Linked DNA regions of Mus musculus: region 2 is linked to region 1. The links are chromatin loops, found by intact Hi-C in ENCODE. Cell type or tissue: gastrocnemius. All regions are shown on one strand. Links, peaks and the distances in the headings refer to the core of each region. The heading gives the core; the rest is flanking DNA. Region 1 overlaps Ppp1cc (protein phosphatase 1 catalytic subunit gamma). Region 2 holds the start of Tctn1 (tectonic family member 1).

What was found. Hi-C counts contacts between places; a loop is a spot of excess contacts. Peaks named below come from ENCODE experiments on the same cell type or tissue, not always from the same donor. Only the 100,000 strongest peaks of a DNase experiment are listed, where the experiment ranks them.
Region 2: it touches region 1 in a loop (2.4-fold over the local background); 4 of 42 quality-filtered maps call a loop at or near these places.

The regions. Positions count from the first base shown.
Region 1 is chr5:122,168,056-122,184,231 of GRCm38, forward strand. It overlaps Ppp1cc (protein phosphatase 1 catalytic subunit gamma), which reads left to right. Exons shown (of 7, transcript NM_013636.4): 2 at 120-251; 3 at 864-1,094; 4 at 3,767-3,871; 5 at 4,677-4,900; 6 at 5,091-5,225; 7 at 6,000-7,218. The coding sequence ends at 6,089. Among named protein-coding and RNA genes, the nearest start is that of Ppp1cc, 18 kb to the left of the region's middle. In gastrocnemius, for the core only: a CTCF peak has its summit at 8,631 (motif pointing left); DNase peaks (open chromatin) are centred at 7,429 and 8,566; H3K27ac peaks cover 475 bases.
Region 2 is chr5:122,256,573-122,272,748 of GRCm38, forward strand. It overlaps Tctn1 (tectonic family member 1), which reads right to left and starts at 7,888. Exons shown (of 14, transcript NM_001039153.3): 1 at 7,566-7,888; 2 at 4,835-4,955; 3 at 2,263-2,393; 4 at 898-1,049. The coding sequence starts at 7,797. In gastrocnemius, for the core only: CTCF peaks have their summits at 8,795 (motif pointing right), 9,543 (motif pointing right) and 11,550 (motif pointing right); DNase peaks (open chromatin) are centred at 7,572 and 7,910; H3K4me3 peaks cover 1,488 bases; H3K27ac peaks cover 1,333 bases.

The DNA of each region.
Region 1 (16,176 bases), core at 6,444-11,443:
AAGCTACAAGCAGTAATTAGTTAGCTGCTTGCCGTGGGTGTAGCTGCTCTTAGCTGCTGCTGTCCTGAATTGAACATTTCCATGTGAGGCTGTGTCCTGACTGCTGTTTCTCTCCACAGTGAGAGGGTCCAAGCCAGGCAAGAATGTCCAGCTCCAGGAGAACGAGATCCGAGGACTCTGCCTGAAGTCTCGGGAGATCTTCCTCAGTCAGCCTATCCTTTTAGAACTTGAAGCACCACTCAAGATATGTGGTGAGTGTGGGACTCCCGTTACTCAGCTGGGGGCACACTGGTGGCCTTTGATGTTCTCTGAAGGAGCATGGGCATGGGGGGGTGCGGTGGGGGGCCTGGTCTAGTTTGGCTCACTCTGCTGTAGGAGCAGGTACAGACCGTCCTCTAGAGTCGCACAGTCTAGGTGGGTATTGCATCTCTGACTCAGAATAAACTGTGTGTTTAGAGCGAGGAGACCTTGGCTTTGACCTTGCAGAAGTTGAAAAGCCATGGCCAAGGTGGGTGTCTTGAATGTAAGTGTTGTGAGGGGGCCCGTCTCACTGGACAGTGACAAAGGATGTGTTCACATAAATCCCTGAAGCTGAGCTCAGGGGACTGCAGTACTTGGCAGGAAACAGGTGAGACAGGATACTCTTTACCACAAATAAATTAATTAGTTGTATCTGGGGGGAGCTCTGGACCTGTGCATTTAAATTTTACATGGTCAGTTGAACTAAATATGCTACAACCGGGAAATTCGTGTTGGCGGTGAACGTTGTAGATGCCATTGTCATATGAGATGAGTGTCTGAGGGGCGTCTTGCCAAGGTTTTGTCTGTTTGCTGATTTGTGACACTGATGTTCTCACCCTTAGGTGACATCCACGGGCAGTACTATGATTTGCTCCGTCTGTTTGAATACGGTGGCTTTCCTCCAGAGAGCAACTATTTGTTTCTCGGGGACTATGTGGACAGGGGCAAGCAGTCCCTGGAGACAATCTGCCTCTTGCTGGCCTACAAAATCAAGTATCCGGAGAACTTCTTTCTTCTCAGAGGGAACCACGAGTGCGCCAGCATCAATAGGATCTACGGATTTTATGATGAGTGTAAGTACTTTGCCTCTGAGGAACCAGGGCTAGAAGGCAGCGGGTAGCAGGCCTGGGAGTTGGAGCTGCTGCAGCATACCTACCCACGTCCTGGTTTAGGGAGAGCAGCCTGACCTGGGTGCTGATGGGGTTGGACGGAAATAGTCTTGATGGCACACGGCTTTGCTCTTAGTGCAGACCCCAGAGCTTGCTCCATCTGCTCTGCTTTTCACAGCTTTGGTTAGACTGGTTCTGGATAGAGAGAGCATCTGCTGAAAGCATGGGTCAGTGGCTTGTGAGTTGAGAGCAGCACCACAGTTGCAGGCAGTGCTGCTCTGCTGTCCAGCCTTATATGTGGGTGGATCTTGCAGTGAACAGCTTGGTTTTGAAATGGATGTTGTAGTTTTCTTGTAGTGCAGCTTTATTTAGGAAAGGGACAATAACTTTTCTGGAAGATGCATAATGGAGAAAAAACGCTTTAAAAACTACATTTTGATTTAGTGTGTCTGTCTTTGCTGGAGCCAGAGTGTAGAGTCAGCTGTCTCCACCCTGACCTTGGTTGCCAGGCTTGCACCTTTCCTTCTCAGCCCCGCGCTGGCTGGCTGGCTGGCTTCCTTCCTTTCCCTTTCTTTCTTTCTTTCTTTCTTTCTTTCTTTCTTTCTTTCTTTCTTTCTTTCTTTCTTTCTTTGTTTTTTGTTTTGGGGTTTCTCTGTGTATCCCTGGCTCTCCTGGAACTCACTCTGTAGATCAAGCTGGCCTTGAAATCCACCCACCTCTGCCTTCTGGAGTGCTAGGATTCAAGGTGTGCCACATCACCTCCACCCTCCCCCTTCTCCTTTTTGTTTTTCCTCAGTTTTTGTTTGTTTCGAGACAGGGTTTCTCTGTATAGCCCTGGCTGTACTGGAACTCACTCTGTAGACCAGGTTGGCCTCGAACTCAGAAATCCGCCTGCCTCTGCCTCCCAAGTGCTGGGATTAAAGGCATGCGCTACCATGGCCCGGCTTTGTTTGTTTTTTTATTTAAAGTATGTGAGTACACTGTGGTTGTCTTCAGATGCCCCAGAAGAGGGCATCAGATCCCATTACAGATGGTTGTGAGCCACCATGTGGTTGGTGGGAATTGCACTCAGGACCTCTGGAAGAGCAGTCAGTACTCTTAACTGCTGAGCCATCTCTCCAGCCCCCAATTTTATTTTAAAATAATACTTTGTACATATTCTCATATTTGAGGTTATCTCATTTTACTTTTTTTTCTGAAGTGTAGACCACAACCTTGGCTCCAGTTGCAGCTTCCTGACCTTGGTGGGGGTGGGGGGTGCCCACCCCACACAGCCCTGGATTGTTTAGTAGAACTGCACTTTGAACTCATCATTAATTAAAAATGATTCCAAAGCCTTAGAAAGATTTGGTGTGGGAAAAAGAACTGGCTTGGGGGAGGGCTTTCATGGTTTCACACAAACATAAAATGGCAGGAGTTTTGAGACTCTGGGCTGTTTCCGCCAGAAAAGGGTTTGGACTGGATTGGCAGGTGCTTAAGGGAGTCCATTGGTTTAGCACTTGCTAATATGGGGCACACACACACACATGCAGCAGCTTGTAGTTAGGGCTGCCCCTGTTTTCTAGATTGCTAGAGCGAGCTTGAGTTCAGCATGGAGTCTTCTCACCTCAGACAACACAGAGTTTTAATCCAGCCCTCAGCTAAGGCATGAGTGACATTGGGCTCAGCAGAGAATGAGAGGGACCGGATGGATTTTGGAGTGGAGTCAAGGCCATCTGGCCTCAGTTTCCGCATTGAAGTTCTTACTATTAGCTATTGGTAATTGGAGGTGTTGACTGTGTTCATTGAAGTTTCCAGAATTATCCAGGGAATCTGTGGCCTCCCCAGGGCTGAAATGCAAGTTTCCTCGGAAGGATCTGAATGCTGGGTGCTGGTGGTGGGTGGTCTGCCCAGCTTAGAAGGCGTGGCTTAGGAAGGCTGTTGCTAGGTGCCGCTGAACTCTAAAAGGCATACCGTGGCCCTTTAGATGTCCCTGTGTTCTCTGTTAAAGAGGACAGAGTCCTAGTGTAGTGGCAAACTCAACATACTGCTACTCAAGTGTGAGATGGCCCAGGAGCAGAGGCTGCCCTGTGGTGCGCAGTCCTTGGCCAGTTAGAGAATGTAGGAGGGGCTACGGCTTATGAACTGTGAACTCCAACCATAGTTTTCATACAGTGGTTTTAAAGGGCACACGCTCTGACACCCCGTTATAACCCTGGTGCTTAAGAGGGAGTATATTGAGTGTAGACTGTTAGGACCAAGCACCGGATGTGCCCAGATTGAGCTTTCTGATTGCCCAGAGTCCCTGGCCCTCCTGAAGTCAGGGTGGGGCTCCTGTCTGGCTGCAGCAGCTTCACAGCTAAGGCAGCTGAAGGAAGAGCTGACAACACAGGAGGACGTGGCGGCCTTCAGAAGTAGAAGTTCCCTCAAGGTCAAGGTTCCACAAACCAGATGAGGTTTCAAGTAGAGTGGGTGCTGTGCGCTAATGTGGCTGGCTGAGGTGCCCTGTCTGGAGCTCTGGGGACGCGTTTGGTTCTGGATGAGTCCTGTACCCCAGCCCTGTGGGCCTGTGGGTGCCCCCATGTTTCAGTTGCTTGAAAGGTGGCCTTAGAGAGCAAAGGTGAAGAGCAGTAGGGCGACTGTCTGCGTTCTCACAGGTAAAAGAAGATACAACATTAAGCTGTGGAAAACGTTCACAGACTGTTTTAACTGCTTGCCGATAGCAGCCATCGTGGACGAGAAGATATTCTGCTGTCATGGAGGTATGTGACATGGAGGTGTTGCCTTCACCTAGGCAGCTCTACCCCTTCTGAAAAGTCAGCTGGGCACGGTGACCCTGGCCAGGCCACTGTGGTGCCAAGGCTTCTTCACAGTGATACAGCCCGGTCATTTGGATCAAGTGTGAGGAAGCAGGGGTTATAGGTTGGGAAGAGAACGAGACTTTAAATACAGGACGAGCCCTAGTGCCCTCTTCTCAGCCATGTGTCTGCCTGAACCCTGACTGTGCTCTTCCCAAAAGCTCTGCTCCGTTCCTCAGCTGTTCTGTGTGTGAGGTAATAAAGGCATTGCAAAGATGTGGAGGTTTGGGGGTGATTGGAAATGAAGCAGCTATCCAAAAACCCACATAATGTATTAAGGCGTAGTCTCTATGCCCTCTTGGATCGGGTACTTAGAGAACAAGACTGTTAGATCTGTTGAGTGACATTTGGTGGTCCATGGACCACAGGCTCGGAAGGAGCTGCCTCACAGCTGAGCATTGTCGTGCCTGTGCCCGGCCATTGCATCTGGTGATGGTGGCACCCTCTGTGTTCCCTTCCTGCCTTCTATTGGGAGAAGTGTGGATTCAGTGGTTGGGTGTTGCGGGGCTCTGTGTTGAGGTGACTGTCTCTGACCAGCACACCAACAGCAGTACAGTACATTTCGTGCATTGTTTCCCCCAAAACCAAGTTAAAAACCCACAGGTTTCACCGCAGCATGGCAGTGCCAGCCTCCTCAGCAGGAGGGGCTGGCCACATGCTCAGGCCAATGCTGTCTGCACTTCAGGGGGTTTCCTTTCTCGTTGAATAGGTTTATCACCAGATCTTCAATCTATGGAGCAGATTCGGCGAATTATGAGACCAACTGATGTACCAGATCAAGGTCTTCTTTGTGATCTTTTGTGGTCTGACCCCGATAAAGATGTCTTAGGCTGGGGTGAAAATGACAGAGGAGTGTCCTTCACATTTGGTGCAGAAGTGGTTGCAAAATTTCTCCATAAGCATGATTTGGATCTTATATGTAGAGCCCATCAGGTACTGACTTTGACTTTACATGTACACTTAGAGCATGGGTGTGAGCCGAGGCTCCTTGTTGATTTTGGTGGGTAGGTATGGCTTGCCACACAGTGTGCCTCCGGGGCGAGCGGCAGCAGGCCGAGCTCAGTGGGGAAGGAGAGGGGCAGCTCGTGCCCCAGCTGCTCACACTGACACGGTCTCTCCACAGGTGGTTGAAGATGGCTATGAGTTTTTTGCAAAGAGGCAGTTAGTCACTCTGTTTTCTGCACCCAACTACTGTGGCGAGTTTGACAATGCAGGCGCCATGATGAGTGTGGATGAGACCCTCATGTGTTCCTTCCAGGTGAGACTGTGGCCACTTTTCATGTGCTTGCACCTCTGCTGAGCAGGCTGCCCTTTCTTTTTTAGGAATATTTATCCCATGGAAAAAGTGTGTGGGCTCTTCCTAAAGAAAGGAAAAATAATACGGAACCTTTTCCCAGGATTGACGTTAGGTGTAGTTGAATTCTTTAAGTGGGTGGAAGCAAGCGGTGTGTTACAGTGTCACTTATAGTCAGTGCTTTTGGTGAGAAGAGGGAGTTGGGGTGCCTCTGGCTGGCCTGGAACACACCCTGTAGACCAGGCTGGCCATGAATGTAAGAGAGATTTACTTGCCTCTGCCTCCCAAGTGCCAACACATCAGCTTGTGCCATGATATCGTCTCCTGTGCTGGCCCCTGGTTCTTACATTTCCTCCCTATAGTGGGCTTGATCCATTTCAAGCTCACGCAGTTGTTAATGTTACTGTAGCTGTGGAAGTCCCGAGGCAGGCCTCAGCACTCCCCAGAGACTGCAGACTCCAGTGCCTTCCACAGAGCTTCAAGGTTGTGGGAAGCTCTAGACTTGAGTTTGTCACTTGGCCCCAGCAGAAACTGTTTTCCAGATCACATATTCTGGCTGTATGTCATGGCACTTCTCCACCAAAATGCTCAGGGACCAGTCGGTCCAGGGTATGTTCTAGAGGGCTTTTCAGCATTTAGGGGGCAGCAGCATTAGGCAGAACTTCTAGATGGAGATCTGAACAGAGCTGAGGTCCAGGTATAGCTCTCCTAAGGTTCTTCTTTCTTTCCTCTTTACAGATTTTAAAGCCTGCAGAGAAAAAGAAGCCCAACGCCACGAGACCTGTCACACCACCACGGGGTATGATCACAAAGCAAGCAAAGAAATAGATGTCACTTGACACTGCCTGGTTGGGACTTGTAACATAGCGTTCATAACCTTCCTTTTTAAACTGTGATGTGCTGGTCAGCTTGCCCAGGTAGACCTGTCTGTCGGGCCCTCCTCCATTTGATTACTGCTGGCACTTGCTGGTTATAGCAGCAAGCCAAGCACTTCATTCTCAAGAGAGCATTTTGTTTTGAACCTCTGTTCCCTTTGTGGACAGCTCTGATGATGGTGTTAAGCTGTACACCCTGGCAGGTTATCCTGTCTGAGGAGAAAGTGTACAATTGATCTTTTTTTAATTTAGTATAAGTCATGAATAATGTAAATGCCTGTTTTCTTTAGGATATAAAGAGAGCCTTAGAGTGCGTGAGTCTCTACATGTAATTGTCATAAATGCATTCTGTTGATACAAACCACTGTGAACAATTTTTTTTCCAGTTTGTTTGAAAGGGACTGCTTTCCCTCATTGTCTTGTCATGTACAAACTAGTGTCTGCAGCTGTGGCAGCAGGAGTGACCTGCCTGCCGCCAGCCCTGCCCAGACTATCTGAAGCACACTCCTTCCCACTGCACATTTAATAATGATTAAAGCCATTCTTTTCAATGTCTGTGATTCCTTCCTAAAGCCAAAGTTTCTGTTGGACTGTATGGCACGCCCTGGGGATGAGGTGGCCAGGGCATCGAGGCTGCGTGCACAGGCCGCCTCCCTCCGTGGGGCCTCAGAAGCAGGTTATTTTAACTAGCAATAGTGGTATAGTGCTGAGTAAGCTATTAATGATGGAAGTTAATGACACTTTGTACAGTTCCCATATAGTCTATTCACTGAGTGATCTTTTTACAGTTGGATCAGGCCTGAACCCGTCCATTCAGAAAGCTTCAAATTATAGAAACAACACTGTCCTATACGAGTGACCGATAATGCTTTCTTTGGCTACATTCTTTATTCTGCGGTGACATTGAGGCTTATAAATCAAAAGGAACTAACTTGCCGTCCACCGGTTTATACAGAACTCACAGTATCTATGACTTTTTTAAACTACGACCTGTTAAATGAATCTGTTTGCACAGATGCCCGTGTACAATGCCATGTGCTGAGAATGGTTTCAGACTTATTAAATGCAAGCTTGTTAACTTGTTCGTGTCTTTCTGTCAGCAGCGGCCCCACGAATCCTTTCCTGTCTTTCCATATGCAGTCCTTTTGGGAGGGGCCTGGGTCTTGGCTAAGTAGCCTGGCAGGAGGGAGGGGCTGGCTTCCTTGGAGCCCTGCCTGTAGCCTTAGTTTCTTGCTGCCTTGGTCTATTAAAGCTGCTGGTGCATTGAGAGGAAGCCAGGTAGCCCTGGTTCCTGGGGAGTGTCTTGGCCTCAGACCCTGTGTGTGGTGGTGGAGGGCAGGCCTAGATGGTGTCTGGCCTGACTGCTGGCCAGTGGGTCCTAAGGGTCAGCCAAGTACTCCCCTGGGCACTCCCACATCCCAGCCTGCTTCCTTCAGCTTGAACCTAATGGTCGGAATCTGAGCCATTGATTAGGTCAGAGGCTGTTGAAGGGCATCAGCCCTAGAGGTGGTTTGCTTTCTGTCATGGGGCCCTGAGCAGAGAAAACGTGAAGTTGATACAAGAGACACTTTAAGCCTTTCACTGTTTACCAAAGGCTTCCTCCTCTGTCTGCATGCACCCTTGTAACTTGTAACCTAGGGAGTGCCTCGTTTCTCTCAGGTTCTGGCTCGCTAGCTGGGTGAATGGCAGAGCCACAGCAAGTCCCAGTTAGGAGTGTATGGGGCGTCTCTGCTGAGTTACACCAGCCTGTGCTCCTCTGAGCTCATCATCTGAGCAAGTCTTCCTGACACCAACATAAAAAGACACAGAGGAGCCAGGCGTGGTGGCGCACGTCTTTAATCCCAGCACTCGGGAGGCAGAGGCAGGCGGCTTTCTGAGTTCCAGGACAGCCAGGGCAACACAGAAAAACCCTGTCTCCAAAAAACAAAAAACCAAAAAAAAAAAAAAAAAAAAAAAAACCAAACCAAACCACAGAGGGAGGACACGGTGCTTCCTGGTATTAGAAGTAATGAGTGTCAAAACTTGTAGAAACTGGTGTGAGACAGTCCACCATTCTGTTCATATTCACAGTAAACATGTGAATGAATGTACCATACATGTATAGCCCCCCGCCCCCCCCCCCAAAAAAAAAAACAGCACACACCTATGTAACAGGTGAAACTGGGGGCCAAGGGACAAGTGCTAATCCAGGAAGAAAGGGTGTCCTGGTTGGGGCCAGCCCAGGTGGCTGAAAGAAGTCCATCTGTCATCTGATACTTGGTGGTGGATAAGGACAAGCTGAGAATCATTGGCATTGTTGGGTTAGCTTGGGAGACATGGGAGGGGGTGGACTGTAGAGTCCGTGTGGGATGGATTGGAAGGAAGAAGGCAGAGGCCAGGCTTCTGAAGACATGTCTGGGGAATGGAAAGTGAGGAGCACAGGGCAGTTAGGCCCACTGCAGGGTGGGGTGCACAGCTCCCTGTAGCTCAGGCTCCAAGGGTCCAGTGCCCTCTTGTGGCCTTTGGGGTTCTACACACAGGAACATTGAAAAAAATTTTTTTTTCTTTTTTGGTTTTTCTTTTTTTCTTTTTTTGAGACAGGGTTTCTCTGTATAGCCCTGGCTGTCCTGGAACTCACTTTGTAGACCAGGCTAACCTCGAACTCAGAAATCTGCCTGCCTCTGCCTCCCGAGTGCTGGGATTAAAGGCGTGCGCCACCAAGCCTGGCTCAACATTTTTAAATTTTTAATCAAAAGAAAAGGCTCGGGGCTGGTGAGATGGCTCAGTGGATAAGAGCACCCGACTGCTCTTCCGAAGGTCCAGAGTTCAAATCCCAGCAACCACATGGTGGCTCACAACCATCTGTAACAAGATCTGACGCCCTCTTCTGGAGTGTCTGAAGACAGCTACAGTGTACTTACATATAATAAATAAATAAATCTTAAAAAAAAAAAAAAAGAAAAAAGGCTCGGTTTGAGATGCTGGTGGCCTTGAATCAGAAAATAGTTGAAATTCATTTTTTAAAAAAGATTTATTTATTATTATATCTAAGTACACTGTAGCTGTCTTTAGACACACCAGAAGAGGGTGTCAGCTCTCATGATTGGATGGTTGTGAGCCACTATGTGGTTCCTGGGATTTGAACTCAGAACCTTTGGAAGAGCAGTCGGTGTTCTTAATCACTGAGCCATCTCTCCAGCCCTGAAATTAATTTTTTACCCACTTGGTGACCTAGAGGAACTTAGCTGAGCTCAGTTCTGCTTACCAGATGTGCAGTCTTGGTGCATACCAGCCTAGCTTCCTGCCCCGGGCCCACAGAACAGCTAGAATATTCCCTGGCAGGATTAACTCAAGACTGCTCACAAGGCCACACATACCGTGCACTCTGGCAGCATCATCCAGAGAGAAACCGAAGACTCCTGGTCCAAGCCAGTGGGGTTGCTTTATAGAAAACGAGACACAGCACAGGTCATTTCCCACTAGTTCCCAGGAAGGACCTCCCAGGCTGCCACCTCTGCCCAAAGCTGAACTGAAAAGAATCCATCATGTGTTGCTGGACTGTGAATGCTGGACAACAGCTTCAGCATTCTAAGTATCTTCAACTATAGGTACGTGTTGTCCATGAGAGAATTTGATTTATATCCGTTAAGTATTAATGTTAATGTGTTTGGTAAGACCTTAAGGAAAAAGTTTGATGATCAAGAAGCCCAAAGCAGCTGGGGAGAGGTAAGGTTCAAGCCAAAAAGGAAAAGAAAATTTAAATCTGGGCATGATGGCAAAGATGAACCACACCTGAATCCTCTGCTCCACCAAGACCACCTGTGTGGGAGCTGGCGAGATAGCTCAGTGGTTAAGAGCGCCGACTGCTCTTCCGAAGGTCCCGAGTTCAAATCCCAGCAACCACATGGTGGCTCACAACCATCTGTAACGAGATCTGATGCCCTCTACAGTATACTTAATATAATAATAAATACATTTAAAAAAAAAAAAAGACCACCTGTGTTTGCATACAAAAAAAAAAAAAAAACCCTGTTATGGATGAGAGTGTTTGATAAAAAGGTCTTAATAAAACACTAACTAACGCCGGGCATGGTGGCACACGCCTTTAATCCCAGCACTTGGGAGGCAGAGGCAGGTGGATTTCTGAGTTTGAGGCCAGCCTGGTCTACAAAGTGAGTTCCAGGACAGCCAGGGCTATACAGAGAAACCCTGTCTCGGAAAATAAAAAAAATAAATAAAATAAAACACTTAGATGAATTCAAGAACCTTTATCTTGAGCTAAATGAGATCTTGGGAATTTAAAGATGGGGCTGAAAAGAGGGGGTCTCATCAGTTAAAAGTACCACCTATTCACAGCTGTAACTCCAGTTTCAGGGCACCCGATATTCAAAAAACACCCACACATGACATTTATGTTAAACCCACCCATACACATAATCTAAAAATATTACAGATGCATGCTTTTAATCCCAACACTGGAGGCAGTTGAGCAGATCTCTGTTCACAGGCCACATAACTGCTCCAGACTCAACCAGAGCTGCATAGACCCTGTCTAAAACCAAGAAATTAGAGACACTGAGGCTGGAGAGCATGGCTGCTCTAGCAGAGACTAGTTCCGTATCCAACACCCCGTCAGGGGTCTCAACTCCATAGCTACAGCTCCAGAGAGGGACCGACACCTCTTCCAGCATCAGCATGCATGCCTAAAAAGTAAAAAAAAAATAATAAATTGCCAGGCATATATATAATCCTACCCAGCACTTGGGAGGCAGAGGCAGCAGATTTCCATGAGTTCTAGACCAGCCTGGTCTACAGAGTGAGACCCTGTCTCAAAGCTAAAGAATGTTTCTTAAAATAGAGGGCCTGCAGAATATTGAAAGTGGTTCTGTGGGTGCAGACAGGTGCTTCTGGGAGTCTCCCGGAGCTACCATGTAGAACTTAATGTCCAGGGCTTGAGGAGGAAGGTCGGCAGGTTCTCTTGTTGCTGGTATCGATGGCAGGAAGAAAATCTGAACCACCTAGCAAGGAACAACTGAGAAGATGTCAGCTGTTGAATGGGAAATTCTGAGACCCTAACACAGGGTAGCGGGTGGGTGAGTAACTAAAACCTTAATTAAATTCGACCTGGTATCCAAAACCAGTTCCCTGACTTATGACCTGATACTTAGAAAATTGTGTGTGTGTGTGTGTGTGTGTGTGTGTTTAATGTGGGTTCACAGGTAGTGTGTGGAGGGTCAGGACAATCCATGTTGGTCTATTCACTACTGCATTCTCTGCATCCATCTTTGAGTGGGTTCTTAGGGGCAAACTCAGGTCTCCAAGCTTGAAGAACAAGCCCTTCACCCAACTGAGCCAGTGGCCCTGGCTTTGAGACAGTCTACAGTGTAGCTTTGGCTAGCTTGGAGCTCACTCTACAGATCAGACTGGCTTCCGGCATGTGATCCTCCTGCCTCTTCCCCCCCCCCCCCCCACCCCAGTATTGAAGGTGTGTGACGCTGCTCCTGGGACAGGTACTAATTTTAATAGTCACTTAGCCAAGATATAATCTGGAAGCAATTGAAGGTGCCATTTAAAAACACTTCCTCCTTTTCTCTCCGGGCCATCCAATTAACACAGTGGCAGATACTGTGTACACCGTGAGGGCCAGCCCACACATTGTTGTTCAGGGCTGGTGAGTGAGTAAGCCTAGTCATTATGTTCTTGGACAGCCTGGCGGCTTGGCTTTCCCAGCCTTTCTGTTACCACAGTCCTGAGGCAGGGACAGCAGGTGGGCTGGAGGGGCTCCTCCCTGAGGAAGTGAGATTCTGGGTCTGAACGCCAAGTCACTTGCTGCTGCGAAGCATGGATTTCCCTCCTTCGACTCACAGAACCACATAGCTTCCCTCTGGTGCCTGGTGTCAATGTTGGAGATTAAGAGAGTTGGAATTGATAGCCTGGAGTTTCCGTCCACCCCACCCCCACCCCAACCCCTACCCCCACTCCCACGCCCCAGTCAGAGGGGTTTGCAGCTGTGCAGTGGGAAGATGCGGGCACCAACGTCTGGGGTGGGTGGATGTAGCTGGGAGCCCGACTTGGATGGGTTTCAGTTGTGCTGTCAGGTGTGTATGTGTATCTTTTTTGTTGTTGTTTGTTTCTCTGTATAGCCCTGGCTGTCCTGGAACTCACTCTGTAGACCAGGCTAGCCTCGAACTCAGAAATCTCCCTGCCTCTGCCTCCCGAGTGCTGGGATTAAAGGCGTGCACCATCACACCCGGCTTGTGTATGTGTATCTTAACTATATCTCCCATGCACACGTATAAGGTGTATTTTAGTGTTTTGTGTTGGCATATTTTTTTAATCCATTTTATTGGGAATTTTATACTTCTACCCCCCTTCCAACCCTTATTCCACCCTAATCCTTTCCAATCCCCCCCACCCTCAGTAGTAGATAGGAGAGAATGAAGGTTAGAGGAGAAAGGAGGCGTAGATCTCTTTAGATTATGTCCTTCCGATTAGGGGTGATGAGTTCCTTGGGGTAAGTCCAATCTTCATCGTCACGATATCTCTAACTTGTCTCTCTGTGCATGAACACTTGACAAACCTTAGCAACAGCAACCAGGAGCAGAAGGGGGAAGCAGCTGCCTCCTTCCAAACACCCCTCTCTAGACTCATATTTATTCCCTCTCCAGAGTCCCCAAAATTCCAAACATAAACCACCTGCAGCTGGCAAAGATCACCCCCCTGCTAGTGTGCGAGGCAGATCATAATCACCTGCTGTGAAGTAGCCTCGCACCCCACACCTGGGATTAGAACAAAAACATGTTCACACAACATAACGGCTTTTAAAGAAAACCAGAATTCTCACTACAATTTTGTGGACGCTGCGTTTTATCTTTGAAGGCTTTTGAAGAAGATTTTTACCATTTCCAAGTATGTGTACATGGGGTGGACTTGTGGGCACAAGAGTGCAGGGGCTGCAGAGGCATCGCATCCCCTGGAGCTGGAGTTATAATAGGTGGTTGTGAACCACTCGACATGCATGCTGGGAACTGAACTTGGTTCCTCTGGGAGAGCGGTAAGTGCTTTTGACCATTGAGCCATGTCTCTAGTCCTCCCTCTTTTAAGGTTTATTTTTACTATGTTGAAATTGTGGCTATGTCTGTCTGGATATGCCCAGAAGTGTACAGACGCCAAGAGAGGCCAGAAGACCGCTCTGGATCCCTGGAGTTGTACTTACAGACAGCTGTTTGCTGCCCCAGGTGAAACCTGGGAATAGAACTCAGATCCTTGGTAAAAGAAAGGCTCCTTGAAGGATCTTTTAAATTTATTTTTAAGTTTTTAGTTATTTGTTTTGAAACAGAGTCTAACTATGTAACACTGGCTGGCCTGAAATTCACAGTATAGACCAGGCTGGCCATGATCCCACCTGCCTCTGCTATCCTGAGTGCTGGGACTAAAGGTGTGCACACCCAGTTAATTAAAAAAAATAAAAGATTTGTGTGTAAGTGTGTGTGTGTTTGCACACTTGCATGTGCTCACACGAGTGCATGTGCTTGTGTATACACACGTGCACACGTTCACGGAGGCCAGAAAAGAACACAGGCTATCTTCATCCGTTACCACTCACTTCTGCCTATTCCTTTGAGGCAAGGTCTCTCCATGTGAGCCCAGGGCTTGCGCTAGAAGCTAAGCTAGAAGGCAGCAGGTCTCAGTGATCCCTGGCCTCCACCTCCACCTCGGAAATGGGGTTACAGGCATGAGTGGGATACCTGGCTGATTTCAGTGGTGCTGGGATCTGAACCCCTGTCCTCATGACAGGGAAGCAAGCGTCATAACCACCGAGCCATCTCTCAGCATCGAGAATTAGTTTTTAGATCCATAATCTTTCTCGGGTCACTGCCAGTTCACCTGGTCTCCGTCTCAGCTTTGTGAATCTGCAGAACAAAGGCCAGGGGCAGCAATCTGTATTCATAACTGGCCAAGGGGCGGAGCCCTTCAAACAGAACCAACCTAAGGCTCATATGTAAAATGAATAGAACACAGGGCAGTTTGCAACACCATCCACAACAAGGGACCGAAGCCACTGTCGTCAGAGAAATACAAGCTACCGCTTGAGGACACGTGTGTAGGTGAGTGTTGAGCAGAGGTTAGCCCACCCCAACTGTGTGATGCCGGGTCTAGGAGCCAAGGGACCAGGAAGTCCAAGCCTAGCCCTAGGCAGCAAGGCAGGCAGATGTGGTCAGTTCCAGAGCTGCTCACCCAGGGAGTGGTGCAGAAGTAGTGTCTTGCAGCTTGCCCTCCAGATGTGGCACAAACCCCTGGAGAGCACATGTCACGTGAAGGCGGGGCTCAGGGCCAGTTTTTTGGTTGGTTTTGGTTTTTTTGTGTGTGTGCATTGCATTTCAATATGTGTATATGTGTTTTATGATATATATGATATCTACATATCTATATGTCTATATACTGGATTGCTTATTTGTGTTTGGAGTAGTTTTGTTTGGTTGGTTTGGTTTTTCTTTGGTTGGTTAGTTGCTTGGATTTGGCTAGGCCAGGGTCGCACTATGTAGACCAGGCTAACCTCAAACCTATAGATTCAACTGCCTCTGCCTCGAAGCACAAAAAGTCAATGTGAATACATACATAAAACTGTCTTTAGTCGCTGTCCTCAGACATATCAGAAGAGGACATTGGATCCCATTACAAATGTTTGTGAGCCACCATGTGGTTGCTGGGAATTGAACCCAGGACCTCTGAAAGAGCAGTCAGTGCTCTTGACTGCTAAGCCATCTCTCCAGCCCCCTGCGGCTTCTTAATATAGAGTATAGTAATACCTGTATGCCCACCCATGTGGGGTTAGAGCCAAAACCTAAGGATGCCTGACTTCAGAACCCTATGTGACCCACACTCAGTTACACACTTTTTTCCCCTTTCTAGAAGTTCTTCTCTACCTTGAGTTTAAAATTGTTTCTTTTGTATGTGTGTCTGTGTCTAGCCAACATGTTAATTTATTCACCAATCTTTGTGTTCTCTACAAAGAGTTATACTCTGTATTCTCCGAGAGGTTTTCTTTCTTTCTTTTTTTTTTTTAAAGATTTATTTATTGATTACATGTAAGTACACTGTAGCTGTCCTCAGACACTCCAGAAGAGGGAGTCAGATCTCGTTACGGATGGCTGTGAGCCACCATGTGGTTGCTGGGATTTGAACTCTGGACCTTCTGAAGAGCAGTCAGGTGTTCTTACCCACTGAGCCATCTCACCAGCGAGGTTTTCTTTAACAATTATTTCTTCAAGGATTTTTTCCTGTTATGGCTCTTTAAAAGTTGTGTTTAGCCGGGCATGGTGGTGCACATCTTTAATACCAGCACTTGGGAGGCAGAGGTGGGTGGATTTCTAAGTTCAAGCCTAGCTTGAACTACAGAGTGAGTTCCAGGACAGCCAGGACTACACAGAGAAACCCTGTCTCAAAAACGAAACAAAACAAAACAAAAAGAAAAAGTCGTGTCTCTGGGCTGGAGTGATGGCTCGGCAGTTAAGAACACTGGCTGTTCTTCCAGAGGGCCGAGGTTCAGTTCCCAGCACCCACATGGCAGCTCAAAACTGTCTGTAGTTCCTGTTGTAGGGGGTCTAGTACCCTCACATAGACAAGCATGCAGGCAAAACACCAGTGCACATTTTTTAAAAAGTTGTGTTTATTTGGAAGCCTATAGAATAATATCAAAATGGCTGGGTCTTTTTTTTTTTTTTTTTTCGTTTTGTTCCACTTTTCTTTGTCTTCTGGAATGAGAGCAGTACTCAGTTAAGCAGCACTCACCGAGTGTAAGCCTTAGGACTGACTACAGACAGACAGACAGACAGACAGACAGACATGTCCATCTGAAAACCACCTGTGCCATACACTGGCCGTCACACATTGCCAGGTGCTGGGTTAGTGTGTGTGTGTCAGAATCACTATTAAGACAGTGCCATCTAAAGGGTCACGGCTAGTGTCTCAGCAGAACACTGGAGACAATAATCTCAGGGCTTCGAGGTTAGTATACCAGCGGCTGTTTCAGAGGACTCAGGTTTGATTCTCAGCACACA
Region 2 (16,176 bases), core at 6,551-11,550, 89 kb after region 1:
GTGTGTGTGTGTGATGTACCTGTCTAGGCACACGGACACACCTGTGTGTGATTGCACAGACACATGGATGCATGTGCAAACGCGGGCTTGAGGTTGATGTCAGACATCATCTTCAATCTCTCACCCACCATATTCAGTGAAACAGGGTCTCTCAATCAAGCCCTGAGCTTGCAGGTGAAGCGAGTCTGTAGCTAGCCTGCTCCTGAGAATCCCATGTCCACCCTTCAATGCTGAAATGACAGGCAGGCCAGCACAACCCCATCAGCATTTACATGGACAGTGGAGATTTGAACTCCTGTCTTGGTGCCTGTGGCTAAGGGCTTAAGCACTCAGTTATCCCGACGTCCGTCTGCTCTGTTCTGAGGCAGGGTCTCATGGAGGTCACGCTACTTTATGTGTGAGCTCCCACCTCTCCAGCTCCCAAGGCTGAGATGACCGGTGGGCGCCAGCAAGCCCAGCTTCTAAAGCTGACCACATTCAACATTAACGAGTCATTCTTTACGGGCTTGCTAACGAAAGGATATAAAATAGCCTGTAGGTTCCTAATGTCTGTAAAACTAAATATGACCGAGATGAGTACCTGGCGTCCAGAGAGCCCAGTCCCTGTGCCAGAGGCGGCTGCAGTCAGTCCGCTACACACATGCACTAGGGTTCAAAAGAACAGAAAATTCCACAGAGACAAAATTCAGTACAGAAGTGACTTCACATCCTGAGTGCAGAATCTGAGCGCTCGCCTGCATTCTCATGATCTTTGACAGAGAGTAGCATCCACTCTCCGTGCTCTCGTGGATGTCCCAAGGGCAGGCAGTTTGCCTTTATATGTTGATACTGAAATTCGCTTCTAAGGATAGAGTATTTCAGGATGTATGAACAGCTGCCATCGGGTTGTTGGCTCACCTCGTATTTAGTGGGCTGTGGGCCATCTGATGCGGCTGTGGAAGGAACAGCGGATTCGGCACTCAGTGTAAAGCCACCTGATGTCTGCATCAGTCTGTCAAAATTGTTTTCATCAGGCACTTCTGGATTAGCAAAAGACAGTGCAGGCTTGTCTGTAGACAAAGCATTGGAAATCAGCAGGAATGTATAGAGTATGTGACATCACACCTTTGGAAACCACTGTTAATAGCAATAAAACCCCTAGAAGAAAACAGTCTTTCCGGGCTGTCTAGACGGCAGGCCTCACTTCAGTTTGATCCCTAGGACTTACACAGAAGAAAGAGCCTCTAAAACAGTCACCCTCTAGTCTACACAAACACACATGCACACACATTTAATTTTAAAATGTTTTCTTGTACATTTGCCTCTCCCAGGATTTCTCGAGGCTTGTTAAATGAACAGGATCCCTAATCATCATGAGTTTGAGACCACCCTGGTCTGTGTGGTCAACAGAGGAGCAGGATCATTCGACTGGGCTGCATCTAACTGTGTGGCAGTACTTGCTCTGAAGGCCTACAGGGAGACGACACAGCAGAAGCCAAGGGTCAGGCTGCTCTGTCTGTCTAGCACATGGATGGAAGTCTGCTTCTTCTCCTTCTAGGGGACACTCTCCGTGGGTGGCTGTCAGAAAATACCACTCATCTCTTGGCACCCACTTCCTGTGCTGTGAGTGACAGGAAGAAGAGGAGGCAGGCTCCATGTCCACTTGGCTGCAGTTATGGCTAGACAGTCACTGTCACTTGTCACTTTGGATAAGCACATTCCCCCCAGGTCTTCAGTCATGAGGGGACAAATGCCAAACATGGAAAGACATGGGAATGAGATGATGAGGTTTAGCTGACAGAGCTATGAGTGGGCTTGTTATCCCGAGAACAGCATGCACTCAGGAGCATGGGGGACCAACACACTCGCCTGAGCTGACTGCTCGGGTTAAAAATAAAGATCCTGTATTCATGCAAATCTTCTAAGTAAAAATAAAAAAGAAAAAGGAAATGGAAAACCACAGGTAACATTTAAAAATGAGACTCATTTTTAGCCATTACTCTACTAGGAAATAAACGTGCATGCACAAACATGCACACAAAACACACACACAACTTGGATCTCTCTGACTACAAGGCATCTTTGAAGTGTAAGATAAAGGCAGCTACAGAGCAAATTCTTGAAGACAGTGTGTGTGCCCAGGATCTATAAAGTTGCCTGTAAATCAGCCCTGGGGTTTGAATTATTCACACAGTCAACACAGAAGCTGGGTGCTTTAAATGGAGCTGAGTGAGGAGGTGCTCTTCCACACAGTAACTTTTAAAATCTAATCCAAATACTTACAGTTTGAAATATGGATGCAGAAGACGGAAGGATTGATCTGATCAATGAGTTTAAAGTCACGGTGAGGTGGGTCTGCTGTCAAATTCATTGAGTAGAAGGCTGCCTTCTGACTACAAAACTGCCTGTCACCCCTGAAAGTCAAAGAAAGCAACAGCAAGTTTTCAGTCCACAATCTAAGCCAGATCACCCTACATTTCTCAGATGCCTTCACTACAGAAATACGACTAAGGGACACTGATGAAGGTGTCAGGTCAGCAGAGACTCCATGTGGCTTTACTTGCGGGTACGAGGGTGGTCCTGAGGCTTTGATTCTGTCTGCTGTGGCAGTGCACGGCTTTAATCCCAGCACCAGGGTGGTCCGGACAAGTGAGTCTAGGAGTTCAGATCTATACAGCAAGTTCCACATTAGTCAGTGCCATACAGTGAGACCCTAACTCGGAAAATACAACAACAACAACACTGTTTAAGGGAAGCCTGCTGGGTGTGGAGTAAAGTGCAGAACACTTTCCATTGAGATCATGACATTCTGGGAGCTGGAAAGACGGCTCGGTGGCTAAGCATTTACTGCTGTCACAGAGAACCTAGGCTCGGTTCCCAGAACACACAGCAAGCAGCTCATACCTGTAACTCCAGTCCCAGGGGCTTTGATGCTCTCTTCTGTAGGCACTGCATGTATGGTGCTGCCCATGACACACACAGATACACACAGATGTGCATGAGTGCACACACACACACACACACACACATACAAATACACATAAAAAAATAAATATAAAAACATACTAGGAAGTTTGCTTTGAGTATTTTTATTGTGTGTGTGTGTGTGTGTGTGTGTGTGTGTGTGTGACTTTTTTCCATCCCACACGTGTGGAAGTCAGAGGACAATTTACAAGGGTCAGTTCTCCTCTTATGTAGGCCCTCAAGATTAAACTCAGGCTAGCAAGAAGCGCCTTTACCCACTGAGCCACCTTGCCCTCCTCTCTTCTGCTGCATAACTTGTGGGTAACCTTCATACAGGACAGCTCAGACCATCTTTTCAGGAAGGCCTTCCCTGGCCTAGCTGAGGCGACCTCATTCCCTGGTGTTCCTCAGGCCCTGGCTCACTCACTCATCTCCCTCAGCCAACAGGAAGCTCTTAAAAGTTGTATGGGTGTCCAGGCCGTGGTGGTGCAATGGTGCACACCTTTAATCCCAGCACTTGGGAGGCAGAGCTAAGTGGATCTCTGAGTTTGAGGCCAACCTGGTCTATATATAAGTTCTAGGACAACCAGGGCTATACAGTGAAACCCTGTCTTAAAAAAATATTCAATTTAATAAATGGCACTCAATTCAAAAGCCGCCATTCTCTCAGGGCTGTCAGGGCTCGCTTGCAGTTTCAAGACAAGCGGACTGATTTTCAGGGAAGGCTAAACACGCTCTGGTCTTGGAGGCCAGGAAGGGACCCCGCTAGCACCTGCTCTCCAGGCTATTTCACAATGCTGGAGGAAATTCAGTTGCCCCATTAGGCTGATAAAATGGTTTCTCCTGGGAAGAGTCCATTGTGTTTCCAAAAGGACTAAGCATGCTAGGTGGCTGTCCTGCATTTCAGTCAGCTCCATCTGCTGGTCCCATCCTGAGAGCTTAAACCTTTCTTAAAGGGCTGTTTTGTTTTGTGTTACAAAAACCTCTGACAAACAAGCCGAGATCACTCAGAGCTGATCACATCTTCGACTTGTACTTGCGTGAGAATTCCACCTCTGCCATTTCCCATGCACTGGGAACTGAGAAGCCTTGCTTCGCTTACATCCAAAGAGACGCACACAAAGCACCCTGACTAATTCAAGTCCCCAGAGAGAGCTGATTCGGGGGCTGGGGAGGCAGCCTAGTGGGGACAGGGGCAGGGGAGGCGGCCTAGCAGGAACAGGGGCTGGGGACGCAGCCTAGTGGGGAACGTACTTGCTTCTGAAGGGTGATTTTAAAGAAGCATGATATCCAGCATGGATTTCAAAAGCAAACCAAGCCCAGGCTCTGATGTGTATCTGCAACAGGGCACCGGGCAGGGGAGGAGACAAGAGGATGCTAGCCATCTGTCAACCGGGGATCGGGGGTAGGCTAGGGGGATGATTTCTACATTCAGTGAGAGACCCCATCTCAAAAATGAAGGTGGAAAGCAATAAATGAACAGACCCATGCTTTCCACAGGCCAACATGCATGCATGCAAAGACAAGCACACCCATGCATACATGCACACATACACTATCTATCTATCTATATATATACATACATACACACACACACACTGCCATGAGACTATTTCACAGGTACAAAGAGGTGACACATTATCTGTGCACAGCTCAAATATTAATTTCCAAACTTCATAACACTCTAGAGGCAACACACACGTGTCCCTCCATCACCCACACTGTTGAGCAGCTGCACGGGACAAGTGACTGCTTCTGACAACACAGGGTTTTGCCCACAGGGCTTCTGAGGAGTGTGGAACATGATTCCTGTCCCCACATTTTATCATCCTGGCCAAACGGCCATCAAACCTCCCTGTCGTATGCTTACGTGACAATGTCGTATGCTTACGTGACAACTGGGACTGAGCAGGCAGAGAAGATGCTGAAATCTGCAGGGCTGCAGTCAGGGTCGCAACAGCAGTTGACATCACACTGTGCCGGAAGCAGGTCGCAGACACACAGAGCAGCAACTACGAGACAGGTCAGTGAGGGTTCAGAGGGTGAGTGAGATGTTACTGCTCCCTGCCACCAAGGGATGCCAGAAATCAATGTCACAACGGTGTCTGGTTCCTACTGGGGGAAAAGTCGCTCATGGACACAAGTCACTTTGAGTACCCCACCCCAGTGTCTCCCTAAGGTGGCTGCAGGGGTCTACACGTCTCCTTCAGAGCAGATTCCAAGGAAGGACTGTTGGCAGCCTTGTCCCTTTCCTCACATGCAGCCGGTTGCTGAACTCAAAGTCGTAAGATCCTGACCAATAATCAAATGTTCCTAATTTGGCTTATGATGTCCTTTTGTAATTTAAAATTTTACAATATAAGGTAATGCATTTATGACAGGATACAACAACAACATGGAGGAAAGGCAGGGACATCCCCCCACCCCCACCCAGACAGCAACTCAGACCTCAGCCACCCTGACAGCCACTGTGACTGAGTCTTCAGGACTCGCATCGATCAGGCAGAGAACCTCCACGAGAGCAGAAGGGAGAGCTTCCTCGCAGAGTACTGAGCACGCGATAGACTGGCTCAGTTTACTACTGTCTTTACTACCCTGCTCATTCTATCTCTGTCAATGGAGAAAACCCTCTCAAAGAAACAACAGAGGGCTAAAGAGGCGGGGTGATCGCGATAGAGCACTGGCTGCTCCTGCAGAGGATCTAACTTCGGTGTCCACAACCCACAGGACCGCTCACAACCATCTCTAACTCTGGCTCCAGGGGATCTCATGCCCTCTTCTGGCCTCTGAAGGTACGGGGCACGTATATGGCATACAGATAGATAAGATAATCTCAAAAAAAACCACAACATACAACAACAAGAAACAATATATAGCACAAAGATAACAAACTGAATTCATGGCACAGACTACTGTGAGGAGAGAGGAAATAATGCATCCAGGGCTTTGGCAATTTTGGTTGTTTGCTCTTTGCTTCCTGAAGCAGAGGCTACTTTGGGTCACAGGTGCCTTCCACCATGGTTCCTGCCTTTCCCCAGCTAAGGTGTCACTGAATCTGTTTGTTTGTTTGTTTCTTGTTGTTTTTCTTTGAGACAGGAATTCTCTGTGTAGCCCTGACTGGAACTCACTTTGTAGATCAGGCTGGCCTCACACTCAGAGATTCCCCCACCCCTCCCCAGGATTAAAGAGTGTACCACCTGCACAACCTGGCTTGATTTTTTTTTAATTTATTTATTTATATGAGTTACACTGTAGCTGTCTTCAGACACACCAGAAGAGGGCACCAGATCTCATTACAGATGGCTATGAGCCACCCATGTAGATGCTGGGATTTGAACTCAGGACCTCTGGAAGCGCAGTCAGTGTTCTTAACCACTGAGCCATCTCTCCAGCCCCCTGGGCTGCATCTTAACTGTAATGTTTGGTTTCCTTTTGGGGAAGAGGGGCAATAATCTCAGGCTTCAAACAAAGAATTTTAGCCAAATGCTGACGGGATGTCATAGCATTCTTATTTGTATGAATGAATGGTTTCAAAATTTACAAAAAAAAAAAAACCAAAACAAAAAAACAAGCTCTAGAGATGGGAGGCAGGCTGGGAGGCCCACACCTGGGAATCTCAGCAACTGGGAGGCAGAGTCAGGAAGATGTCAGGTTACAGGCCAGTCTGGGTCACTTAGCAAACCTGTCAGGAACAAAGTTAGGAAAGAAGGCGAAGGCAGGAGACTGGAATGGTTCTAGAACAGGCTGGGGAGATGGCTCAGGAGTTAAAAGCACATACTGCTTGTATACAGGACCTAACTTCTGTTCCCAGGACCCAAGTCAGCCAGCTCTCAAACAAACTCCAGCTCCCCACTTCGGTTCTCCAAGGGCGCCAATATATATCCACCCCATCCTCACAAACATATACAAATATGCACACACAATTTAAAATACTTTTTTAAGATTTAGAAAAAATTCCCCCCGAAAGTGGTATAACGCTCTGGAAAGGCACGAAGGGAAAGGGGAGTTTTATTGATAAATGAAAAATGCTTTCTTAGTCCGAAAGACAAATTAGCTCCTCCTTGACTAGGTCCTCTCTAGCCATGGACAACTGCGCGTACTCACTAAAAGAACGCCATACTCCCTTCACTGGGATGGGTAAAAGGGAGAGAGCAATTAAGTCCACTACCTCATGTGTTTAAATTTACAACCACGAATTGTTGCCAAAGCTTCAAATTCCGAGCGGTAAGTAGATACGGATGAAACAGGTGTGTTTAATAACTCCATTTAGCTGGTAAAAAATGTCTAAAACGCACTTAATCACCCTGAAAATATCTGCTGGGCTCTCAGTAATCTAGACACAACTGGGATGCCCATGTCCGTGTGTCTGCGTGGAGAGGACGAAGATCCACTTAGCACTCTTTCTTCTACCAGTACTGCCTTCAACTCATTCTGTAGGTTTCTATCTAGTACCCCACTGCAGCCGTCTGCAATGATGCGGAAAAGGGAGTAACTGAGCCCCGCCCTCCGCATTTGTGTGCCAGAGATCCGATCTCCCCCTGAGGGTAACGACAGGGAGGCTGAGAAGGGGGTAACTTTGAGCTGGTGTACCCGCTCCAGGGGGGTCACCCCTTTGTACCCACCGTCCGTGACCGGGGTAGGCCTGGGGCCAGAGCGCTCCGGTGCCCTGGGAGTTCCCGGGGTCCTAGGCGACAGGGAGGGCTGCAGAGTGGTGGGGGTGGCCTTGGTGGAATTGAGATCCTCCTTCGTCACTGCTGGGGTGGCCGCAGCCGGGATGGCAATGACCTGGGTGCTCGAAGAGGTGTAGCAGTTTAGGAGCACCAGCAGGAGCGGCGGGAGACCCCGCGACCCCATGGCCTAGCAGAGTAGCCCGCGCCGGGGAGCTAGGCCCGTCTGTTGCCCGGGCAACAGTCACAGCCTAGCGCTAGGTATCACGGGAAAGGGCTCGCGAGGCCAAACTGGTCTGCGGAAGAAGGTGGGGCCTGAAGTCAGACCCGCGAATGGGGCGGGAGCTGGGCGAGGCTATAGGCGGGGCCTGGGCGGAATCGGAGAGGAGGGGCGGGGCCGGTGGGGGCGGGGTATGAGACAGCTCTTTCTAAGGAGCCCTCAGAAAATCGGAAGATGTAAACTTCTGTTGTGACACTTTGGGTGCTGCGTGGTTGTTTTTTTTTTTTTTTTTAAAAATGTAGATTCCCAGCTATAGCCTCACAGAATTCGGAGTCAGTCAAGACTAGGGCAGAGCCTAGAAGAGAGTATTTCTAATAAAAGACCCGCAGCGCATGTTTAGAAGTGACTTGGTTCCTTTAAGTTACATTGAATTTCTTACCCCATGTAACACTTTCTTTACTTTCTTTGCCTTTGGATACATCGCAGGAGGTCGCCAGAGCACTTCTGTCCACGGATTTATTTATGATAAGAGAAACAAAAGAATTCTTAACTTTTTGGTTCTTTTAGACGGGATCTCTCTGTGCCTGACTAATCTCGAACCCAAGGCAGCCCTATGTCAGTGCCTCATGCCAGGCATGCACCACCGCATCCAACCTCCATATCTGCCTTTATGATTATATCATTTGGAATGTTCTTCTCATCGTGTGTGTGTGTGTGTGTGTGTGTGTGTGTGTGTGTGTGTGTGTGTGTTTACTGGTAGGGGGAGGATGGGGGAGGAATTTGAGACAGGGTTTCTCTCTGTAGACCTGACTGTCCCAGAATGCACTCTGTGGACCAGTCTGGCCTCGAACTCGGAGAACCACCTGCCTCTGTCTCTCAGGTATTTTTTAAGGGTTAGTTATGTTTTGTTTTGTTTTGTTTTTTGTATATGGTGTTGTGTCTGTATGTATGTACACCAGCAGAGGGCATCAGATCCCATGAGACAGTCATAGACATGACATGAGCCACCAAGTGGTTGCTGGGAATTGAACTCAGGACCTCTGGAAGAGCAGCCCAAGCTCTTAACCGCTGAGCCATCTCTCCAGCCCTTCCTTAAGTCTTACAGCCCTGTGCTTCAAATCATTCTGTGAAAAGTTCTCAAAATCCTTTTATCCAGTCTCAAGCCTCAATGTAATTTTCTGACATTTGACTTCAAGGTGTAGACTGTTATCTGCTCATACATTTCGAAAGCCTTAGGGGACAGTGGGGACTCATTTGTTAGTTTCTTTCTTTCTTTCTTTCCATCATAATTCACTGAGTCCATCTAGGGGCTAGAGAGATGACTCAGCCATTAGGAGCCCTTGCTGCTTGGAGAAGACCAGGGTTTAGTTCTCAGCACCAGCATGGTGGCTTCTCACCTGTGTTACTCCAGCTCTAAAGGATATAAACCGGTCCTCTGGTCCCTGGGGGCACCTGCATGAGTGTGTGCACCCAAATAAAAGCACACATCTAAATGTGACGCTTCCATTATTCAAAACTGAATATATGAATATAAGCAATATAGTAGTCACCTATGCTGGAGTTTCTTCCCAGTCAACATTTTTGTTGGCAACAAGTAACAAGTTTACTGGGTGTAGAATTTGGTTTGGTTTTAGTTTTCAGTGGTTTTTAAAGATTGATTTATTATTATATGTAAGTACACTGTAGCTGTCTTCAGATGCTCCAGTAGAGGGCATCAGATCTCATTATGGGTGGTTGTGAGCCACCATGTGGTTGGTGGGATTTGAACACAGGACTTTTGGAAGAGCAGTCAGTGCTCCTACTGGCTGAGCCATCTCGCCAGCCCCTCAGTGGTTTTTAATGAAAGCCGTTCTAACAGGTATACTAGACTTTAAGTAGACCTGTATTTGCATTTCTCTTGGATACCCTTCCTAGAAGTACATTCTATGGTCTTGTGTGTAAGTTTATAAGAAACCGCCCAACCTTTCTCCAGAGCCACTCCCCAGTGTTCTTTCCCCACCAATAGAGTCTGACAACTCCAGTTTTGGATGCTCTTGAAACACTGGGAGGTTAGGCATGATCAACTCCACTTCCATTTTTGTTTGTGGCTAACTTGACAGGCTTGCGGTGGTGTCTCCTTGTCAGGTAAATTTGTTTGTTTGTTTGTTTGTTTGTTTGTTTCAAGTCAGGGTGTCTCCTGTAGCCCAAGCTGGCTTCAAACTCACTATGTAAATAAGAATGACTTTGAACTTCCGGTCTTCCCTCTCCTTCCTCCCAAGTGGGTGGGATGCAGGGTGCCTATCGCTGTACCCAGTACAGATGACCCTGGAGATCCAACCTAGCGCCTCATGCATCCGAGACAAGCACCATACCAACGGCACCATACCAAGGCACCATACCAAGGCAGGTTCCAGCCTTGGTTTTTTGTTGTTGTTGTTGGTTTTTTTTAGACAAAGTCTTACTGTGTATCCTCTGCCCCTTCCTGGCCAGCCTCCCCTAGTGTCAGAACTGCAGGTGTGTGCACCTTCAACCTAAATTGGCTCTTAATATCCCATCAACTGACGTGCGCTGACCCACTGACTTTGCAGTTACCAAAGCACACAGTCTGAGGCCAGGTGTAGTAGATACTTGAAACACTCAGCAGGGAAACAGCCCCAAGTTCAAGGCCACCCTGAGCTACATAGAAAGATCTTGTCTGAGAGAAAAACAGCAGGAAGGAAGGGAATGTGATTCTAGTACTCCGGAGATGATGGCGGGCAGGAAGATCAGGGGTTCAAAGTCAGCTTCAGCTGCCTAGCAAGGTTAAAGGTCTACATGGGATGGAAATCGGGCTTCAAAATGGAATTAAGCTACCCTTACCCCCCCACACACACCCCTTTGAGATCTGTTGCTCTTGCCTTCCCGACATCTGTTTGGAGTTCTGTGATGTAAACATGTTTTCACTGTTGTTTGGGGGACCTGCAGGAAGTTCCTCTTTCGGTCACCTCTTCTTGAAGCTCCATGGGGCCTCTTCAGTCGGCACTGCTGCTGCAGCCCGTGTTACAACACATGCACATTACCTATAACCCCAAGTTTACTGGAAAGAATAAACAGAGCTGGGAAGTGGTGGCGCACGCCTTTAAGCCCAGCACTTGGGAGGCAGAGGCAGGTGGATTTCTGAGTTCCAGGTCAGCCTGGTCTACAAAGTGAGTTCCAGGACAGCCAGGGCTACACAGAGAAACCCTGTCTCAGAAAAACAAAAACAAAATAAAAACAAAAGAATAGATAGAATTAAATGTAAAATAGAGGCTGGAGAGATGACTCAGAGGTTAAGAAGGCTTACTGCCCTTGTAGAAGACCTGAATTTGTTTCCTATAACCTACTCCAGGTGACTCACAACTGTCTGTAAGTCTAGATCTGGGTAACTGGACTTCCTCTTTTGGTACCTGCATTCACATGTGCATATGCACACACACATACACACACGTATACATAATCAATCCTTAAAATAAATCATAAAATGCATTACTAAGCCAGGCAGTGGTGGCACATGCCTTTAATCCAAGCGCTTGGGAGCCCACAGGGAGTGACACTCTTAGGGGGTGTGGTCTTTTTTTGAGGAAGTGTGGCCTTGTTGTTGATGGAAAGGACAGGTGCCGGCTGATTAGAGTCTGTGTAAAACTAGAGAAAAATGTAATATTGCCTTTGAATGTAGTTGACAGGTTACCACAGTTTGCTGTTCTGAACCTTACACTTCCACCTTCGACCTGAAGGTGGCAGCGTTTGTCATTAAAATTAGTCACCTCCAAGGGGAAGAGAAACATTTTTTTTTTCATTAGCTCCTGTTTATTTAGCAAATGTTAACTGAGCACCTAATAGGAGAACCAGTGAGATCGAATCAAAGCAAAAACAAAACAAAACAAAACAAAACACTTAATGGTCAGGGAAATGACCCAGTGGGTCAAAGTGCTTCTCGCCAGGCCTGACAACCAGAGAGTTCTGGCCCTAGGACCCACAAGTTGGAAATCAAGAATGGAATCCCACAAGTTGTTCTCTGACCGCCACATACTTGCCTCCCCCTGCCCCCAGTATAGAAGAAATAAAGAGTTTTAAAGACACTTAGAACTTACCATGGAGCCAGGCATGGTGGCACATGCCTTTAATCTCAGCACTTGGAAGGCAGAGGCAGGCAGGTTTCTAAGTTCGAGACCAGCCTGGTCTACAGAGTGAGTTCCAGGACAGCCAGGGCTATACAGAGAGACCCTGCCTCAAAAAACAAACAAACAAACAAACAAACAAGAAACTTACCATGGACAAGGGCTCTAGAGTCTTCTTTCAGGGAAGATGAAGGGTCACCCAGAAAATTATTCAGTTGAGCAATGTTAGTTCAAGTCAGAGCCTTAACTGGTGTTCTTCCTCAAAACTAAAATGCTCCCCCCCTCCCGCATACAATAAACATTATCTGCAAAGGACATTATTTACTATGACTTTTGCCGGGTTTTTGGGGTTTTGTTTTGTTTTTAGGAGACACGGTCTCTTGCCATAGCCCTGGATTAGATGTCTGGGAACTTACTATGTAGACTAGGCTGGCCTCAGACTCCCAGAGCTTCGTCTGCCTCTGCCTCTGGAGAACTGGGATCGAAGGTCTTCGCCACCACACCTGGCAGGCTTCACCACATTAGCTGTTTGGGCTTTGGCAAGTTGAATCCCTTTCTGAGGTGCGTTTGTGTGAGTCATGTATGACATTCTGGCTTCTCACTCTCCTGTTGTCCCTGGTAATTAACTGACAAAGAACGGGACTGGGGAGGTGAAGGAAAGGGCAGGATTTGAGAATTGCTTTCCAGTGCCATTGACTTAGATGTGAAGGACAATCTCTGGGTCGTGCAAACAGAGGCAAGGACCAAAAAGAAAACCACGTGACATCTCCCCGACGTCCATCACTCCACACCTCAAATAGGCCAAATTCTTTCTGTGACCCCCAGATGACCTATAGAAGAAGTTTCCTCATCTTGCCCAACCTCAACAAGGTTTGCTTCCTCGTTTTTGCACTGAACTTTTGGCCCCCTCACACCCACCCACACCCACACCCACACCCTACTTGGAGACAGGCTTTTCCCTGTGTGTCCTCTGAGACTGTAAGCAGGGATTCATGAATAAACATGCACTCACCCTACGCAGGGAAGGAACCAGTGACAGACTGAACTTCCCATCACCCTAGGTTGGAAGGCCACAAGTGACAGACAGAAGTCCAACTTGGTGAACCAATGAGTTTTATTGCAGTTAATTATAGGAATATGGATGAGGGATTACGTACAGAAGCAGAAATGACTCAAAGACAGCACACACACATATATACACACACACCATTTTTAAATATCCTACTGTTATACCTTCTACTTAACATCCTGTGTTTTAAGGCATTTCCCTCCAAAATAGAAGGTTTTAATCTCCAAAAAAAAACTGCGACAGGACACTAGATAGTCCAGGCCAGCCTCAAACTCACAGCAATCCTCCTGCCTCAGTCTCCTCAGTGTTGTGGTTTGAGGTATGAGCCAACACGCCCAGTTTCCTCCAGGACATTGAAAAGTTCTCAATTTCTGTGTGTGTGCGCGCTTGAGAGTGCATGTGTACACATGTGCATGTTCATGTGCATGGGTTCCATCTTGTTATTTGAGACAGGGTTGGGTCTCTCACTGACCTAGTGCTTGCAGAGCAGGCGAGGCTGGCAGGTTAGTGAGGCCCAGGAGTCTGCCTATCTCAGGAATTACAACACAACGTGCCACCACATCTGGGTATCTAGCTTTGATTATGTAGGTTCTGAGACTCGAACTCTGGTCCTTATGCTATATAGCCTTCTCCTCAGTTCCCATTCTCCATGTGACACAGAAGTCTTGGTTCTCCCCCGTGCCGCTGGAGCTAGCCTCTATACTGTGGGCGTCTCTCTGTGGACACCCCGGGAGTGAATGTCTCTTCCTAGTTATTGGATACAAGGATTTTCTTTTCCAAGTTGTCTTGTGGGTATTTAGATTTTTGTTGTTGGTGGTTTTTATTAATGTGTAGTTAGTTGTGTATTCTAGATGTGAGTTCCTTCTTTGTGCACATGTGCCTGATCCCTGGAGTTGGAGTTATTAATATAAGTGCTGGGAACTGAGCTGGGGTCTTCTGAAAAAGCCAGCGAGATCCCTTAGCCCCGGACCCATCTCTTCCCTTAGTCCCTAGATAGGAACTCTTTCTTGACTTCCTGCTTTATGAACATTTTTCTCTTCCAGCATTCAGAAGGCTGAGATGAGGATTGCTGTGAGTTTGAGGCTAGCCAGGGCTACATAGTGAGGTCCAGGCCAGTTTGAGATACAGAGTGAGATCCTGTCTCCAAAACCAACCAAACCACAAAGCAAAAAAACCCAAAGGGACCAGAGAGATGACTCAGTGGTTAAGAGCATTTTGTTCATCACAGAGAGGACCCAGGTTCAGTTCTCAGCACCCACGTGGCTGTTCATAACCATCTGTGACTCCAGTTCCTGGGGATCATGTAGATCTTATGCCTTCTGATCTATTTGGGTACCGGGCCCACACTTGGCACACATGCACGCAGGCAAACTCTTGTATTTGTAGAAATAAAATAAATCCAAAATATTTGGGTTTTTGTTCTTAAGATTTACACATTTTATATATGAGAGTTCGTTGTCATTGATGTCAGACACACCAGTAGGGGGCATGAGATCCCATTACTGGTTGTGAGCCACCATGTGGTTGCTGGGAGTTGAACTCCAGATCTGTGGAAGAGCAGTCAGTGCTCTTAATCACTGAGCTATCTCTACAACCCCTAAAACAGCTGTTTTTAAAGGCCCAACAAAAGAGAAACAAGAAATGTCTCTCAAACCATGGCTTTTCTTCCTTCCTTCTACCCTTTCTTTCTCCTTTTCTCTTTTACAGTGGAGTGGGGGCAAGGTAGGTAACAGGGGTTGAAACAAGGGCCTTATATATGTTAGATAAGTGTGTGCTACCACTGAGCCACATTCCCAGCTCTGAGGTTTGATCTTTAAAACAAACAATTAGGGCTGGTGGGATGGCTCCATGGGTAAAGAAAGGTGCTTGCTTTCAAGATTGCTGACTTGATGGCAATCCCTGGGACCCATATATAGAATGAGCCACACAGTGGTGGCGCACGCCTTTAATCCCAGCACTCGGGAGGCAGAGGCAGGCGGATCTATGAGTTCAAGGCCAGCCTGGTCTACAGAGTGAGCTCCAGGACACAAAGAAACCGTTTCCAAAAACAAAGCAAACCAACCAACCAAAGATGGAACGAGAGAATCCACTCCAAGTTCTCCTCTGACATCATAAGCATGACATCACAGACGCATGTGCTAAATAAACACTCCAAGTTCTCCTCTGACATCATAAGCATGACATCACATACGCATGTGCTAAACAAACAAACAAACAAATGTAATTTTAAGAAAAGGTTTATGCTGGATGTAGTAGCACAGACCTTTTACTAGAGAGGCAGAGGCAGAGGCAGGCAGATCTCTGTAAGCCTGAGGCAAGGGCAGTCTGTATGGAGAATTCAATGCCAGCCAGCACTATATAATGAAACCTGGACACAAAAAACCAATTGTGGGCCAGCAAGATTGCTCAGTAGGGTGACACTTGACTGATGGCCTGAATCCAATTCCTAAAACCCACATGGAGGATGGAGAAAATGAACACACACACAAACTCCCATGTGAATGCATATGTGCACACCCTCTGGGTGTGTGAATGTGCTAAACAATAAATAATGGGGTTTTTGTTTGTTTGTTTGTTTGTTTGTTTTTGAAGACAGGGTTTCTCTGTGTAGCCCTGGCTGTCCTGGAACTCACTTTGTAGACCAGGCTGGCCTCAAACTCAGAAATCCACCTGCCTCTGCCTCCTGAGTGCTGGGATTAATGGTGTGCGCCACCACTCCTGGCTAAATAATGTTTTTAATAAAAGAGCATTTGAGATGGCTGACTGGGAAGAGCTTGGTGGACAAGCTCCACAATGGGAATTAGATCCCTGGGATCCTCATAGAGGTGGAAAGAACCAACCCCACATGTGTCCCCACACTTGCACCTCACAGTGTACCCCCACAGTGCACCTCCACATGGGCACTCACACACATGCACCCCACAATGCACCCCCACACATGCATTATACACACTCACAATCATAGATACAAATTTTAAAGGATTAAAAATTTCCTGCCTGGAATGTATTCTCTTTTTCCTTTGTCTCTTCATTTTGTGAAATGTGTATAAGAAGTCAAGGAGCAAACTAACTTGATTTTGTTTTGATGTAAAGTCTCTCTACTGTAGCTTAGACTACCTTGAATTATTATTATTATTTTTATTGTGTTTTTTTTTTTCGAGA